2 separate regions of the Homo sapiens genome follow, and region 1 is linked to region 2. Evidence: read pairs that join two places in POLR2A ChIA-PET (ENCODE). Cell type or tissue: B cell. All regions are shown on one strand.

Region 1 (8,000 bases), 150 kb before region 2:
AGACCAAAGTTACTCAAGAAGTACCCAAAGGCATCATTAACAAAATAAAAGAGCATTTCTTGTCTTGGCCTACCCCGCTAAGGAAAACAGGGTAATTATAGTGGAAGTTAAGCTTGTACAGTTTCTTTTAGAATTAAAAATCTTCCCAAAAAAATCACTATAGGAAAAAATAGAAAATATCGAATGGTGAAAATGAATGTAAAAGGGGGAGATATCATAAACCTATTTCCTTGGAATAAATTTCGGAAGACGTGATACCTAGGTCACAGGGGCTGATGCGTTCTTTAGGATATTGAAGATTGCCATATTTCCCTGTAGAAAACATGTCCCAGTTTACTTTCCTCCCAGTAATGCACAAAGGCTCCTATACCTTACACTCCACTCACATTTTATATTGTCATTCTTTTTCTTTTCTGTCATACTGATGGGAGTATCTTGTCATCTTATTTTGCATTTAAAAATCAAGTTAGATTAAACATTTTTCACATTGTCTGTAGTATTTCTTCCTTTGTGATGATGTCAGTTTGTGCCCTTGCCTTTTTTCCAGTGGAGATGTTATCCTTTTTCTTTTGATTAGATGTGATCTTTAAAAAAGCATACTGTTCTGACTTCTACCCCTGCCACACATTCAGAAAATGTATATTAACTGAAAGCTCAGCTCGGCTTTCTCAGCCATTCTCTTTCCTCCAGGATAGCAAACACTTGGCAGGACTGCAACCATAAATGACTAAAGTAATTGACCTCATTCCAGTAAAGTTATTAGAGAGAACAGGCAAAGACTTTATTAGAGAAAGTCATGAAAAATAGCAAGTATATATTTTATGCTCAGTAGCTTGCATGTCCTAACTCCTTTACAAGCTTGTAGTACTATTTTTAATCTGGAACAACTCTGCTGATAGTTATTTTTACTAAATGGTTTGCACTAACTCATTTTATTGTCTGATCCTTCTGCTGATAGCCTGCATATACCATGATCCACAATTTGTTCTTGTTCTTTTAAACATCTCTTCTAACTTCTTGGCTGAAATTTGCCTCACTTTTATCATAAGACTTTCTTTGGCTATAACATTTGGGCCCTGCGCTTGGAATAATCTTGAATCTGAACAGTTTGGCAGCATGCTGTTAGTGGCATGAGCAGGAAATGGCTTCCAAGGGCAGAACCAGGTACATTTCAGATATATTTCACCCTTTTTTGGTGCATTTGCGTAGCCACAATCTCTGTTAATTCTTGCTTGAAGGTAGATGATTCTGAAATGGGGTAGATAGAGGTGCGAGAGGAAGAGAAAATCCATGTCAGCTAGGTGGTGAATTAATATAGATGAAGGGCCGTGCTAGAAAAGTAAATAATCTAGGTAGTCTGGCTGCAAAGTAACTTTTAAAAAGATAAAAGATATTAAAGTATTATGTATTATTGGAATAGCTAGTTAAATTAACTCACAGAATGTAGTCTTCTAACTAGGAAAATCTAATGTAAAATTGTTCCATATTATGACTCTGGACATTTTATTTCAGGCACATGAAAAACAGTAAAAGACAGATTCTGTACCATACTTTTCCACAGCATTTTCCATGCCTTTAGATGTAGGAATCAAACAATATACATCAGGAATGAAGAGTGTGCTACATTAGAATCACAGACTCTCAAAGGTTAAATGAAAGCTTAATGGTCGTCTAATTCAACCATCCATCCAATTTCACTATGGATCTTCACTCTTAAAGTAATGAAATACTATTCCACAAGCATCAATTCAAACAAACCAAGCTGAGAAGGAAATGGGCCAGAAATGTCAACCTTTTTCCCCCCGAGCAGGAGGGGGAAAATGCAAGAGTATTGACTCTAGGGAGCATGTATAAGCTCTTTTAATGTGCTGAATTTTCATAGGATAAGCAACCTTGGCAGCAAAACAGTTAAGTCATTGAAATGTTACCATTTTGCAACATTCTCTGCTCCCTATCCTCTAGCCATTGTCTTGGTGAAGTCCACAGGTGGTATATATAGCAAAGCTCTTTCAAAATGGCCACAGAAAAGAGCAAGAGAGAATAGAAGAAGACGGAGAGGGAATCTTATTCCTTTAAAAATGTCTTAAAGACTTTCTAAGGAGACTCTTGGTCACCCTGAGGATGGTTGGCATTACCTCTCCTTAGAGAGGTGAGTGTCCCTGATGTTCCGAGGCTACCAGTCCAACTGAGGACAGGCTTACAGGACAGCACAACAATCCTTAAAAAGAAGTTGGAGGAGGAGAAGGAGAAAGAGATTTCGGAGGGAAAAGGAATTTTAATTCCAAAAATATACCTTATTTCCTCCTGAATAGAGCTGTAAATTTGTAAAAGTAATACAAACATCTTCTGATTTCCACTCGGACAATCTCCCAGGCACAGTCACTGTATTTCTTTTCTTTCAGGAAATTGTCTATCCTGTGGAAATATCTCCTCAGTTCCAGGCTGCTCAGCTGGGGGACCCTGGCTTCTGAGGGTTTCATCTCATTCTCTTTCATTTCTTTCATGTCTTCATTTTCATTCTTGTCTTCCTCCAAGCATTGGTTCAGGTACTCTGCTTGCTGATCAAGTCCTATTTGGATTTGTTTGAGGTGTCTCTCTTTCCAATATTTGAAGGTGTGTTGGCTGAAGATGTTGAAGGCCTGTAGGGACATTTCATAGAAGGCCTTCTTGATGTCCCTCTTCATAGGTTGGGTGTATTGCAGAAACTCTTGGGGCAACTCAAAAGCTATGTTTTCTCGTAGACATTCTACAGGAAATGAATTGCTCATACTACTCAGATGTCTCAGATTTTGCCAGGTGACTCTTCTCAGGTGAACGTTCAGTAAGTTACAGTCCAGGGATAGGGTGCCAGCAATGAATATACCCATAAGGATCTCAAGCCACAAACACTTTTGAATCATATCAGGTTTGGTGCTCATTTTTTTTGCAAGCTAAAAAATCCAGAAGATGTGTATATGACAATGATGTTTTGAGTTTTCCTTCATGTGCCTTTATATACCTGAATATCTTCAGCAGGAGGAGTTTTCTCATTCGTCATTTCACAGTTAACCAAGGTTGCGGCCCCTTTCCTTTGCCTCTGAGGCTTTTTTTTTTTTTTTTTTTTTACTTCGGGTGACTATGCCGACTTTGGAAGTGATAACTTTTTTTTTTCCCTGAAAAATGAGCAAAGAATTACCATCGTGTTACCTTAAATGCCTGGATGATCCATCCCAGCACTAAGGAATCATCATAACAAGACTGATGCAGGGTATTTCAGAAAGCCAAAAGCTGTGAGTCCATGCACTCACTCACTCACTCACTCACCCAAATCTATTACATAAGAGGGAGTGATCCTTCATGAAAATATATTTTTTGTACCTGGTGCTATAGCCAAACATCCTGTCTCATTGAGTTAATCATAGACATTGACCAAATGACTGTGATTATTTGATTGCTAGGTCACCAGAGCACAGTATAGTTTAGGTTTTTCCAATTTTGTTAAATTAAGCTTCTATATTTGGATATTTTCTCTTTTTGATTTTTCTGGATCTCCAAAAAGATGAAGAATAGAGCTGGCACTTACTAAGTAGGAGACTAAGTTGGCTTGGTTTTCTGTTGCATTAGAAAATGTTGATAATCTCTAAATATCCTTTTCTTCAGTTAAATCCATCCTGGACTTAGCCTTCCATATGCCTCTGATACCTTTCTTAAAAGTCCTGGAGGGGGTTTTATATTTGAGAATATCTTTCTGCCTCATTAACTTCTCTCTTGTAGTATCATTTTCTTTTCTTTTCTTTTCTTTTTTTTTTTTGGTGCAGTTTAGGCAGTATTTTTAAACTTTTGCTTGATTGCTTGATTATTATATCTTCTTGCCTGGTGGTTCTGGATTCTGTAAAGGCTTTTGTTTGCTCCTGTGTTTGTTGTGCACTGAGGAGGTATGTGAGTAGGAAGTCACCCATTTAGCTAAGTGAATTCCTAGCTGGACCAATGTTACTGTGGTAATGATGGCTATCTATTGTTTATGGTTTTTACTTTGTTTGACCAAATAACCTTCCTCTGATTATGGTTAAAGCAAATGGATTCTTTTCTCCAGGAAAATAAAATGGATTGTCATTTTAAAAAGGTAGCTTATTATATCTTCTCAAGAAAAAAAAGATATACATTAATTTGCAATTAAGTCATTGTAAAATGGTAAATAGCCACAGTTCCACAAACATGGCAGACTTTGATTGAAAAGTTGGCTTAAAAAGTTCTTGTCTAAATCAGTTGACTGCACCAAAGGCTAATTGTGGGTAAGTGGGATTTCTTAAAATCCTGGCTTTTAGGAAAGGTTTCTTACGGAAAAAAATATATATATATATATTATTCTATTTGTTCCATCTACATAAATTCTTATTTCATGGGCAGATTTCTTGGGCTGACCAAATTTGGAAAACATTAAGAAAACAAGCCCTTTTATATAGCGTTATAAATTGACACAACCTTCCTAGAGAGGAAAGTGGTGATATGGATCAAAAGCCTTAAAAATGTACATAATATTTGACTCAGCGATTGATCCTCTAGGAACTGATTCCCCAGAAATAATGATGATGCCCTTAAAGACTTAGCTGTAAGGAAGTTTGTCACAGCAAAAAATGGAAAACAATTTTAATGTTCAGCAATAAATACTTAGTTAAGTAAGCCATCAGTAGAAAACATATATGTAAGCACTAAAAATTATGTGTGGGAATATATTTGGTCACTTGGATAGATACACTTTGTAGTTTAAAAAACAAGCTTATATTTGCATATAGAGGCTGATACCACTTTTGTTAAATATAGACATATGCATATATATATATATATATATATATATGAAAAAATGTCTTGATATATATGCAAAAATTTTGAGTCACTATCTCTAACTGGAAGAATAATGGGTGGTTTTTATTTTTATATTTTTATTTACCTGGATTTTTTAAGTTTTCTGTGGTGAGCAAGTATTTCTTTTTCTTTCTTTCTTTCTTTTCTTTTTTTTTTTTTTTTTTTTTTTTGTGAGACGGGGTCTTGCTCTGTCTCCAGGCTGGAGTGCAGTGGCGCGATCTCGGCTCACTGCAACCTCCGCCTCCCGGGTTCAAGCGATTCTCCTGCCTCAGCCTCACAAGTAGCTGGGATTACAGGCACGCGTCACCATGTCTCGTTAATTTTTTTGTATTTTAGTAGAGACAGGGTTTCACCATGTTGGCGACGACGGTCTCGATCTCCTGACCTCATGATCCGACCGCCTCGGCCTCCCAAAGTGCTGGGATTACAGGCGTGAGCCACTGTACCTGGCCAAGTATTTCTTATTTAATAAGAGAAGGCTGTTTTTAAAAGAAGATACATTAAAAAAGGAAAAATTATTATACATCTGAAATGGGATCAATACTATTTTATTTGTTTAAACATTTCTACTCTAGAGTATTTTGAAAGAAAATGTGGATTCTCCCTAAGGCTCAGTTCCAATCAGTTGATATGAATAACACACAGTATGTGGGAATATACTATTCTTGCAGCCATGTTTATACATGTATATATACTTATAATTACACACACACACACACACACATTCTATAAAGTGCAAAGCCTCTCTGAGGGCCATGGCTTTTTACATACCTCATATAACTTCTCTACCTAAAACTTCTTGAACTGTTCCAATTAGAACTGCTTGTTCCCCATTTTGCTTTTACGATGCCTTGGCCTCCTTAACCATGGGTTTTAAAAAACAGATAATTGTATAAGTGTTGGTCTCCCAATTTAGTGCATTCCCCTCTTCCCTGAAATTGCCCGTGGTGCTTAGTATACTTTTCACTAGTTTGAGACAGTTCAATGATACTAACCAAGCTAAAAGATTGTTCAGTTCTGCTCATAGGTGTTGGAGATGGCTGCACATTTGGCTATTGTCATTCGTCTTGAAGTTGCCTGTATTTTCAGCCATGCACAGTTTTGTCATCTTTAGCCCTCTCACCCCAAATTTCCTCCCTTTACTATAATTCCATATTATATTCTCATTTATCTAAAAATGTACTTTTGTGTTTATGACATTTCCGTCACTGGCCTAGGTCCTGAAGAAGGAGGAATAAGTTGTAGTGCATGATCTCGAGGAGGCTGTGGTTGAAGAAGCAGGCATGTTCTGAGTGTTTTAGGCAGGAGGAGTAATTCTTAGGGTTCCCCAAGAGCAAGGACTCCATTCCCCATGTTCTGTAAACGTTAATAGATGCTGATATTGACAATATTCATGACAAAGAAGGAAAGATGGTTGGCATACACATCTGTCCTTCTCCCACCATTAGGATTGCCTGTCTTAGCAGATAAAAATATAGAACACTCATGCAATATTTGGGACATACCTACTAAAAAGTCATTCATTGTTTTTCTGAAATTCAGATTTAACTGGGTGTCTTTATTTTATCTGACAACCCTATCCACCATGCAAGCTCCCACTGACCTCTCACAGCAGAGCTCAGACGTGACATCCCCTGCAGAGAGCCATTCCTCTGCTACTCTTCCTCCTCCTGCAGAGTTACATTTGATTGCATTTCTCTATGCTGGCTTTACATGTGCACATACCCGTAACAAGTGTACATGGCAAAGAGGTCACCTGTCATACTAAAACAAAATAATACTGACACACACAAACATACACACACTTGTACACTCACATATAATCACTCTGATTAGAAGCATTATTGAATGATCAGTCACTGGTCATACCTCTGTTCTGTAAAGCCAGAGGTATTGAATGTATCTCAAAAATATAATCAGAAAATTGAAAACAATGACAGTGTAAGGAAACATTTTGACTCCTAAATTCGTCTGGCATAACTGCTGAGTTTGTCATCAGTAGGCTATGCACTGACATGCTAACATGGTTTCCATGATATCTGTTCTTATTTCCCTGGCATGGCTTGAGATCGTTTATACATGTTCAGGCTTTCCTCAGAGGGAGGGCTGGTTAGCAGGGGCTGCTCTGTTGTTTATGGAATTGTGTGGTGTCTATGTGGATTATGAGATTAACTGTAATGGACAAGGCAGAATTTGGCAAAATGGAGATGAGACATTTCAGTCTAGACGATATAGCTGTGATTCAGCTGAGGGGCATTTGGCATCTACTGATAAGATTTATTGCTCTCCATGAAAAGACAAGTTTCGAATCAGGACGAGAGTAACACATTGATCATCCATATTACTCAATTCTTGAAAGTACATTGTTCCATTTGTAGGGTCATTAGGCGATTGAGCCCAGTAGAGAGCCCAGGAAAAGGAAGCCTTGTGTCCAGGCCTAGCGGTACTTCCCATGGGGCATGCAGAGGATGGTCATCACAAGGTTGTGTGCAGCTATTTTATCCTCAGACAAACGCAGTCACCTCTGGCAACTAGATGTTTCACTCATTCTCACTGCCTCAGCATTGGGGTCAGCCTCATTTGGGGCCAGCTTGTCTTCTGGTCCCTTTCTTGGCTCTTCTCTTAATGATGACCCTGATAGAGAAACTGATAATGACTATTCAGGGAATACTGTGGATATGTGCATATGGTAAAAATTCAAACACTTCAGGGCAAGCGAAAGCTTTGCTTAACAGCTCAGCCTCATGTCATGCTCCTCTCCTCCCCTGCGGCAACTACAGTTATCAGTTTGGTATGTGTCCTGTTTGATACCTTTCTCTCTACTAAGCAATAAGTTCTGTGAGGGAAGGTATAACAACTGGCTTGTTTGCTTTCTCTTAAATGCTCATAGGGAATAGGAGAGACCTGGATCATATCCATGGGTGGCAGTAGGAGGACTTGGGTGTATATTTTTAAAATTGGCAATACAGGATTATAAAAATTGTGATATGCTTTGAGGTTGAATCCTAGAAGTTTATCTGTGTGACTGTATATAGGATATCATTTGGAGATGATATTAAAAATCTATATTATCAGCCCTTTATGGATATGAGGTCCAGGATAAATGGCTCACCAGACCTCGCCTGTGAGAGAGCCAGGCTATCACAGCACCTGGCCCA
Region 2 (8,000 bases):
TCAGTACTCATCACATATTAAAGCTGTCGAGGAATTGACCTAGTACAAAGTGGTGGCAATAATAACAATAACATTTACAGTGCCCGACACTATGCCAAGCTGTCAACACATACAAATGTCATTTCATCGCTCATTTGAACTATGGAAAAGCTGACACTTAGACGAAATAATGTGCTCAAAGACACAGAGCAGACTGAGGGGATGTCAGAATTATGAACCCAAGGCTTTCTGACTCCAAGGCCCGAAGCTAGAGAATGCCCACTCGTATCAGGTTAATGTCCACCCCTCATCAATTTAATGTTACTTTTTCCAGACTTAGCTCACACTTGTAATCCTAACGCTTTGAGATGCCAAGGCTGGAGGATTGCTTGAACCCCGTAGTTTGATACCAGCCTAGGCAACATAGCGAGACGTCATCTCTACATAAAATAAAAATTTAGCTGGATGTGGTGGTGCGTTCTTATAGTTCTAGCTACTCAAGAGGCTGAGGCAGGAGGATTGCTTAAGCCCAGGAGGTTGAGGATACAATGAGCTACGATGGCGCCTCTGCACACCAGCCTGGACAACAGAGTGAGACCCTGTCTCTTAAACGAAAAAAAAGTTCTAGGGCTACCTGTAAGGAAAACATCTTTAATTCCATCACAAAATCAGGCAGTGCCACAAAGGGCCCAGCCTAGAGTGCGATGACTGGTGTTGCCGTTACACCCAGTTCTCTGCTATCCACATCTGGCTTGGTTTCCATAGGCACTTAGCAGAATTCCAGGGCCACTCAGGGTTCTCAGGGTCCCAAGAAGCACAGAAAATGTAGGCAGCTTCTCAGTCTTTTGGCAGAGACAGACTTGTAGCCCCAGGACTCCAGCCTCAGGGAAGATGTGTTAAGTCTTTAGCAGTCCTCAGATCAGCAGGGACTGGGGAGGCAACACCGAGAGGCAACAGCCATTTATTTTTGTGGGAAATAGAGTGTCAGAGCCATAGAATGTTAGGTCCAGAAGGCACCTTAGAAATTACCTAGGCCAGGATTTTTCAAACTTTAATTTTGTCAAGTGTAATTCTACCGAGAACTTAAACACCCACTATGGATAGATAAGAGGAAAACAGGATTCCTTGCTCCTTCCACCATTCAGCAGCACCTCCATGCCTGCAGTAGAGTTTGAGGCATACTGATCTCAGCTGCATGTCTTGTCAGCTCAGGAGCCTGAAACCTAGAGAGGTTAAACAAGTTCCTCCAAAGCTCACCCAGATCATGAGCCCAGTGAGAGGTAGTGAACTGATGTTCCCCAGATGATTTCTAGATCTGAAAAGGTGGAGTTGGCTCTGCCTCATCCCACCCCCAGGTTAAATTGAACTTCCTTAGGCAGTGTGGAAAGCCCCAGACATCTTCTTTGAATGGTTGATGCCATTTAGGCTGTCTCAATTCCCTTTTATAAGTTTTAACTAATCTCTTATGAGGGGTTAGGAACTATGAGGGGGTGGTGGGCAGGTGGGGGATGGATCCTGAAATAGCTTGAATAGCTTAAGAGCCCTGGACTACAGCAAGAACAAGGGTGATTTACAAGGGTGGGGGTGGGGAGGGGCCAGAAGCTGGACCACCTCCACTCCTCCCACCATTTGGCCCAGAGTCATCGTTAATGAGAGTTAGTTGAATAAGGCATTTATTCAACCTGGAAAATGCCCAGTGGCTTCAGCCCTTATAGTATGGAATTCCTATCTCTTGGCGGGGCGTGGTGGCTCACACCTGTGATCCCAGCACTTTGGGAGGCCGAGGCGGGTGGATCACGAGGTCAAGAGATCGAGACCATCCTGGCCAACATGGTGAAAACCTGTCTCTACTAAAAATACAAAAATTAGCTGGGTGTCATGGCGGGCGTCTGTAGTCCCAGCTACTCGGGAGGCTGAGGCGGAGGTTGCAGTGAGCCAAGATCATGCCACTGCACTCCAGCCTGGCGACAGAGTGAGATTCTGTCTAAAAAAAAAAAAAAAAAAAAAATCCTATCTCTTTTTCTGCACTTGGCCCCTCCCCAGAACTTTGTGATTGGTCCCAAGAGGGAAAATAAAACATATTTGGTGGAGAATGGGTATGCACTAAAGTTGCACTGCTAGTGGGGGCCCATAGACCTCGTGGTGGGTGAGGATTTAGACACAACTTGCAAGATACAGGGGTTGATCCAGCTTTTCCCAGAAAGGCGTGGGTGGGTTCTGCTGAACTGGCACATCAGGAGTTTCACTGGGGTTAATGTTTTAACCGTTGTGTCAATATACTTAATGACACTTTGTTTGAATATTCTATAACTGAATGGAAGCACTTTTAACGAACAAGTTTTGTTTTATTTTTAGGTGAGCGAATAGCAGTAAGATTTACCTAGGTACACTTTGTACTATATTGAAAAGTTTACATTTTGAAAAACCAAATATGATATATTTAGACCAAAGAAATAGTTAGACTTTATGCCTTGAGAGCTTTGCAACTCTTTCAGTGCTTATAATCTTTTCAAGATCTGAGGGTCTGTTTCACTCTCCTGGTGCTTCCTGGACTGTGTAGTTTTTATTTGGGAGATTAACCACTGGGGGCTTTTGTTCAGAACCTGCCTTGGACTGAATGGCTTTGGACCAGGTCTCACTTGGTGCCTTCTGCTCCTATGGTAAGGAGAAAAGATCTGCAGCCCTCACAGCCCGGCTCCTCCAACACTTTGGGGTGTGACCTTGGGCAGGAAACTTCATCTTCCTCTGTCGTTTCCTCATCTGTGAACAGGGGATGATGGTAGTACCTGCCTCCTGTGGTTGTGGTGAGGACTCAGTGAGGTAATGACTGGTCCTGGTTCAGAGTAAACCCTCAGTAATTATCGAATATTGTTGTCACCAGCACTGTCACCCCACAGCTAGCTGTCTCTTATGCCAAAAACTCAAGTCATAGAATTTCAGAGTTGAAGGAAACCCCAGTAATTCCTAAAGGTGCGTTAGAATCCCCAAGGGTGCTTTAAAAGTCACCTATTCCTGAGATGCACCCAAGAGCCAGTAAATCACAAGGGGGTCTGGGAATCCACTCTGCTGAGAAGCAATGCAGGAGATGGTAACATGCAACCAGAGATGAAAACCATCTTCCCTTGCCTGAATCCCCGCTCCAACAACCCTTGCAAGTGGTCTCCGGGCTTCTTCTTGAACACCTCCAGCCTGGGGAGCTCACTATCACCTGAGACAATGCATCCCATTTTGGACACCTTAGGCAATGTAAATTTGTCTTCATGCTGACCTAAAGGAAGGGGTTCCTTCTGACCCTGAGGAGGCAGAACAGAGCAGTGGAAAGAGAGCAAGCTTTGAGCTTTGAGCTCAGAAGACGTGGGCTAGAATTCCACTCTAGCACTTGTTAGCTTTGTGGCCCTGGATAAGTGGTTTGCAATTTTCTTTTCCCTTTCCTCTTCCAAATGACCTTCTTTCAAATATTTGAGCCCTATCCTTCCAGTCTTCTCCTAGCCTCCCTGTGTGATAAGACCTTCATTTCCTTTATCACTTTGGTCACATGCCCAGCTCTGCCCATGCACATGCAATACTCAAAGATGCACAGGATTCCCCAGGTGTGGTTCTGGGTCAGGGAGTCATCAGGGCTGGCAAGGGCTGGGAGAATGGACCAGAAAGCCATAGAGTGAGATACAGGGGGAAGAAGAACACAGACTGGCACACCAGATCCCCGGCCCTCACCTTCACGGTCCTTTGGCCAAGCTGCCCCCTGGTTCCAATAGTTCTGGGACTAAACCCTGGCTTTTGCCCTTGCGCCAGGAGTAGTGGTGAATGTAATCATTCTGGCCACATCATTGAGGGAACTAGATGGGATCAGGGCCAGCTTTGCCTCCTGTTCACTTTGTCCAGAGCTGACATCAGAGCCTGCTGGAGAGTAGGTGAGCAGCAATATGTGTCCCTTTTTACCCATGTCCAGATGCAGCATCCATCCTTATGACCTCATTCCCTCCCCAGCTGAGATTCATTCTCAGTCACACACAGTCTTTTCAGTCTAGAAGCAAAGACTCTTCTACTCATTGTGTAGGTCAGAAAGAGAAATGCAAAGGTTTTGAGATCTGATTTCTGACCTGAAGATCCTTATTACTAGCTATGTGTCTTCAGAAAGTTTAACCTCTCTTAGTTTCAGTTCCTTCATCTGTAAAAATTGAGACATAAGTAGCCCATACCTCATAGATTGCAGGAAGAATTAAATGATGTGGTGTATACAAACTCTTAGTCTAAGTGATTGATGTGTGTTGGCTTCTTGGGGGAAGGAGAGGTGACAGTGAATGATTTCTTACCCCACTACCTGTGAGAGCAGAGCAAGACAGGCTGGGCTTGCCCATCACCCTGCCCTTCAACCCCCTGTGGGGGACCTAGGGTTCAAATGAACGTCACTATCCACACTTCTGTAAAGTTGGCCAGTGTTACTCTGGGGCAAACCTAAATAGAATGTCAAACGGAATTTGAATTTTACAGAGGAAATGTGAAAGTCTTAGAGAACATTTCGCTAGTTTTTAAAACTTTTTATAGGTCACAGTTCAGTTGCCTTGCAGTTTCATGAACTTTGCCAGTGTTTTCAATTTAGCATAAAAAGTGTGGTCAGATTTGTATAAACCTCACCTGGGAACTTGTTTGAAGCACAAGTTCTCAGACCCCTCCCCAGACTCACTGAAACTCTGGGGGTGCAGCTCAGCAGTCTGTGTTCAGTGAGCACTCCAGGTGCTTCTCAGGGCTCCCGTTTGAGAACACTGGTCTAGGTGTTAGAAGGGTGGTCCCCTCCCTTCTCCCCTTCCTCCCACCCCTGGCAGTTTTGAGGTCCAGATGACCAAGCCCGGCTCTCTAGCCGTGTATTTTCAGCACTTCCGTAGTGTGAAGACAGCTCCTGAGAGAATGACTCATCGTCTCATCCTGGGAGATTCATGTATTTGTGTCACAGCAGGTGTAATCTAAATCCAAGCCTAGGCCTGGAAAAGAGTTAGGAAACAAACATCTGTTTTGGGTGTTCAGACTGACAGATCAGTTGTCTCCCTCCACCTCGGAGGCTTCCTTCCTGATCTCCTGACCACAGTAATAGTTCTCTGATGGCTAATGAAAATAGCAAATTTTATCAAGTTCTACCTTTTGGAAAATACCATTCATTATTTTCCCTTTAATCCTCACAACAGCCCAACAAGGTAGATGCTATTAAGATCCTTATGTCCTTCACAGTGAAACAGCCTCAGAGAGGCTAAGTCATTTGCCCAAGATCGTGTAGCTAATAAATGGGAGACGAGAGACTTGAGTTCAAGTCAGACACCAGATTCTGTAAATCTTCAGCCAGACTTCCCACTTGGTTAAGCAAGCTAGATCCTTGAGCCAGGAATATTCTAGGCCTGTGGTTCTTAAAATTTGTCATGGATCAAGATTTCTGGAGGACATCTTAAAGCACAGATTGCTGGACCCTTGTCCCCAAGTGTTAGATTCAGTGCTGCTAGGTTGAGGCCTGGGAATTTGCATTTCTAGCAAGCTCCCAGATATTGCTGGTGCTGCTGGTCCGGAGACCACACTTAAAGAATCACTTCTGTAGGCCAGTATTTCTCAACCAGGGCTGTACATTAGAATCATCTGAGGAACTTCAGATTCAATTGTTCTAGTGTGAGACACTGCCATTCTATTTTTTTATGTTCCCTGGATAATTCTAATGCACAGCCAGGGTTGAGAACCACTGCTATACTCAAAGGAAGACTACTAATTCCTTTTTATAGCTTTGGTTCTTGAGTCCTGTGTCCATTTTTTTCTAACGGCAGCATGCATACTTCTGGGAAACTCAGTGTGTGCAACGGGTACCAACACTGCAAGACAAATAGTGCTCATTCATTTCATTTCAATATTTTCTATGAAACAAACATCTATTGTGGAGTATAATGCAAAGTGTTCATGAACTCTTAATGTAAAATGTAATGTAAATGGGATTTAGTCCACTCCTAAGAATTTAGCCAAGGAAAATTGTCAGGACCAACTGTCAAAGATATGTACAAGAAGAGGCATCTAAGTATTACTTTGTCTTGATAATTGCTGAGTCTGTGTGATGGTTATATGGTGATTCATTGTTCAAAGAATATCTAATACTTATGTCAAGTACAAAAAGGAGGATACAAACTGAATATTTAGTATGACTCTAATTGTACTTTTAACAAAACTATATACATACACACACAGAAAAAAGACTGGAAGATAACACAACAAAATATTACCAGTGATTATTTCTTGATGGGATTATGGGTGATAATGATAACATTTTCTAATTTTTAAACAATATTACTTTTATGATTAGACCAAAAGAATTTGTGTAGGCAGTCACCTATTCTTGTAAATACATTCTACAATGTCTGCCTGAAATACAAAGCATGCATTTGTAGATTAGAAGTTTTTTCAGAGAATTAGAAAGCATCTTACAATTGTTAATTAAGGTCCCAATGGGTGCTAATGCCTTTGGGACCTGGAAATGTGAGAATCATCATAGGAACCTAGGGAGATTGTGCTGGGCAAAAGGGCTTTTGCTCTGCAAGGTGGTTCTTCTAATGGGGTTAGGCAGCAGGGGTTGCTAGAGGCTCCTCAGGATGCATGGGGTGAGTGTGGGGCTTTTGTCCTCTCCTCTAGCGAGTACACACTCCTCCACAGTGCTTCTGTGTGACATCACCAAAGCATCCACTATAATTAATGTATCATAGATCAAATGCACCCTAGTAAAGGGAATTTAGCAATGTCCATGTAGTGTGCAAATATGCAGGAGGTAAGAAAGTTAAGCATATGTAACTCAAGGACCACCTATGAATGTTAATAAAGAAAGAACATATGGAGAAAACTCTTGTATTGCAAAACATGAAGCCCATGTGCCTTCATCATCCCCAGAAGTCTGTCTGTTCATGCTCCCTGGGATTCCGTTCAGAAAACAAGTAAATGGTGCCTTCTGCACATTTATGTTAAACGGAGAACCAAAAAGAGTGACTACCCCACTCCAGTGCTTGCTGGGGCTGGGAGAACAAAGAAGCTGCAAGTATGAGGTACTCAAAGACAGTGTTACTAGGGTAATGATTTTCCAGTATGGCCAAAAGACATCTTCTATGCAACCAAGCCTCACCTGGCCTTACAAAACAAAAGTGGTTTGGCCAGAGCTTGAATAACAGCTGGGATGGATGGCCCAATGTAAAGGAGCAGGTGGCAGGCCAGTGGACCCCACTCTGGGGTGGCCCCATGGTGGACAGAGCCCCTGCTCCCTAAAATGGCCAACACCTGTCCCAAGGAAGGCCACCTAGCCAGAAGTGCCCACCATCTGCTGTAATCAAATTTGCAATCACAGGTAACTTTTCCTCTCAAGGGTCCAGCTGGCAATATAAATAAATGGAATGAATGGGGCTCCTCAGATGAGTACAGCATCTTCCATGTATGGGGAGCAGACATTACTGAGCTGCTGCCATGTGGGAATCTCAGTCCAGTTGTGCCAGGTCTTCTGAGTTATTCCAAGAGAAGCAAGAATTCGTCTTTGTGTTATAGTTTCCAGTTTCTAAATATTGGTAGCATTTTAAAAATATGTAGTCCAAAGAAGACAGTCCTGTGGGCTGACTTTGGCCTGCAGGCACCAGTTTCTCATCTCTGCTTGTGAATGTCAAGTTCTAGAGAGACCATTGCTTTAGTCACCTCTGTCCTCTCCCTCCTCTTCCCACTCCTGCCTCACCAAGACCAAATTCCAAAAGACCAGTTCTCCTCAAAAGTTGTGTTTCATAAGGACCTTAAAATTGGCTACTAGTCTAACAGTAATTTATTTCAGTTGAGGACTTTTTAAACTCCATGACTAACCATTGAGGGTACTTTCTGGATGATTAAGTTAATAATTTTAAAGGAATTGCCTTGGTTTTTGAGGGGTAGAGGGTATATTATTTGGGAAGTGGCTGTTTCAAAGTGAGTGGGATCTAGGTTTAAATCCAGCTTCACCACCTGTATCACTTAAGCAAGTGATGCAGCCTCTC

The links. Peaks named below come from ENCODE experiments on the same cell type or tissue, not always from the same donor. Only the 100,000 strongest peaks of a DNase experiment are listed, where the experiment ranks them.
Region 1: POLR2A ChIA-PET joins it to region 2 with 11 read pairs; 4 of 35 experiments call an interaction of 5 or more read pairs at or near these places.

The regions. Positions count from the first base shown.
Region 1 is chr9:27,519,255-27,527,254 of GRCh38, reverse strand. The region is part of intron 1 of MOB3B (MOB kinase activator 3B); the gene reads left to right. IFNK (interferon kappa) reads right to left here and starts at 2,965. Exons shown (of 2, transcript NM_020124.3): 1 at 2,294-2,965; 2 at 757-1,248. The coding sequence starts at 2,918. The coding sequence ends at 2,295. In B cell, no CTCF peak of the experiment used is centred here; no DNase peak of the experiment used is centred here; H3K27ac peaks cover 1,390 bases.
Region 2 is chr9:27,374,250-27,382,249 of GRCh38, reverse strand. The region is part of intron 2 of MOB3B (MOB kinase activator 3B); the gene reads left to right. Among named protein-coding and RNA genes, the nearest start is that of EQTN, 81 kb to the right of the region's middle. In B cell, no CTCF peak of the experiment used is centred here; DNase peaks (open chromatin) are centred at 1,234, 2,729 and 4,259; H3K4me3 peaks cover 1,169 bases; H3K27ac peaks cover 2,386 bases.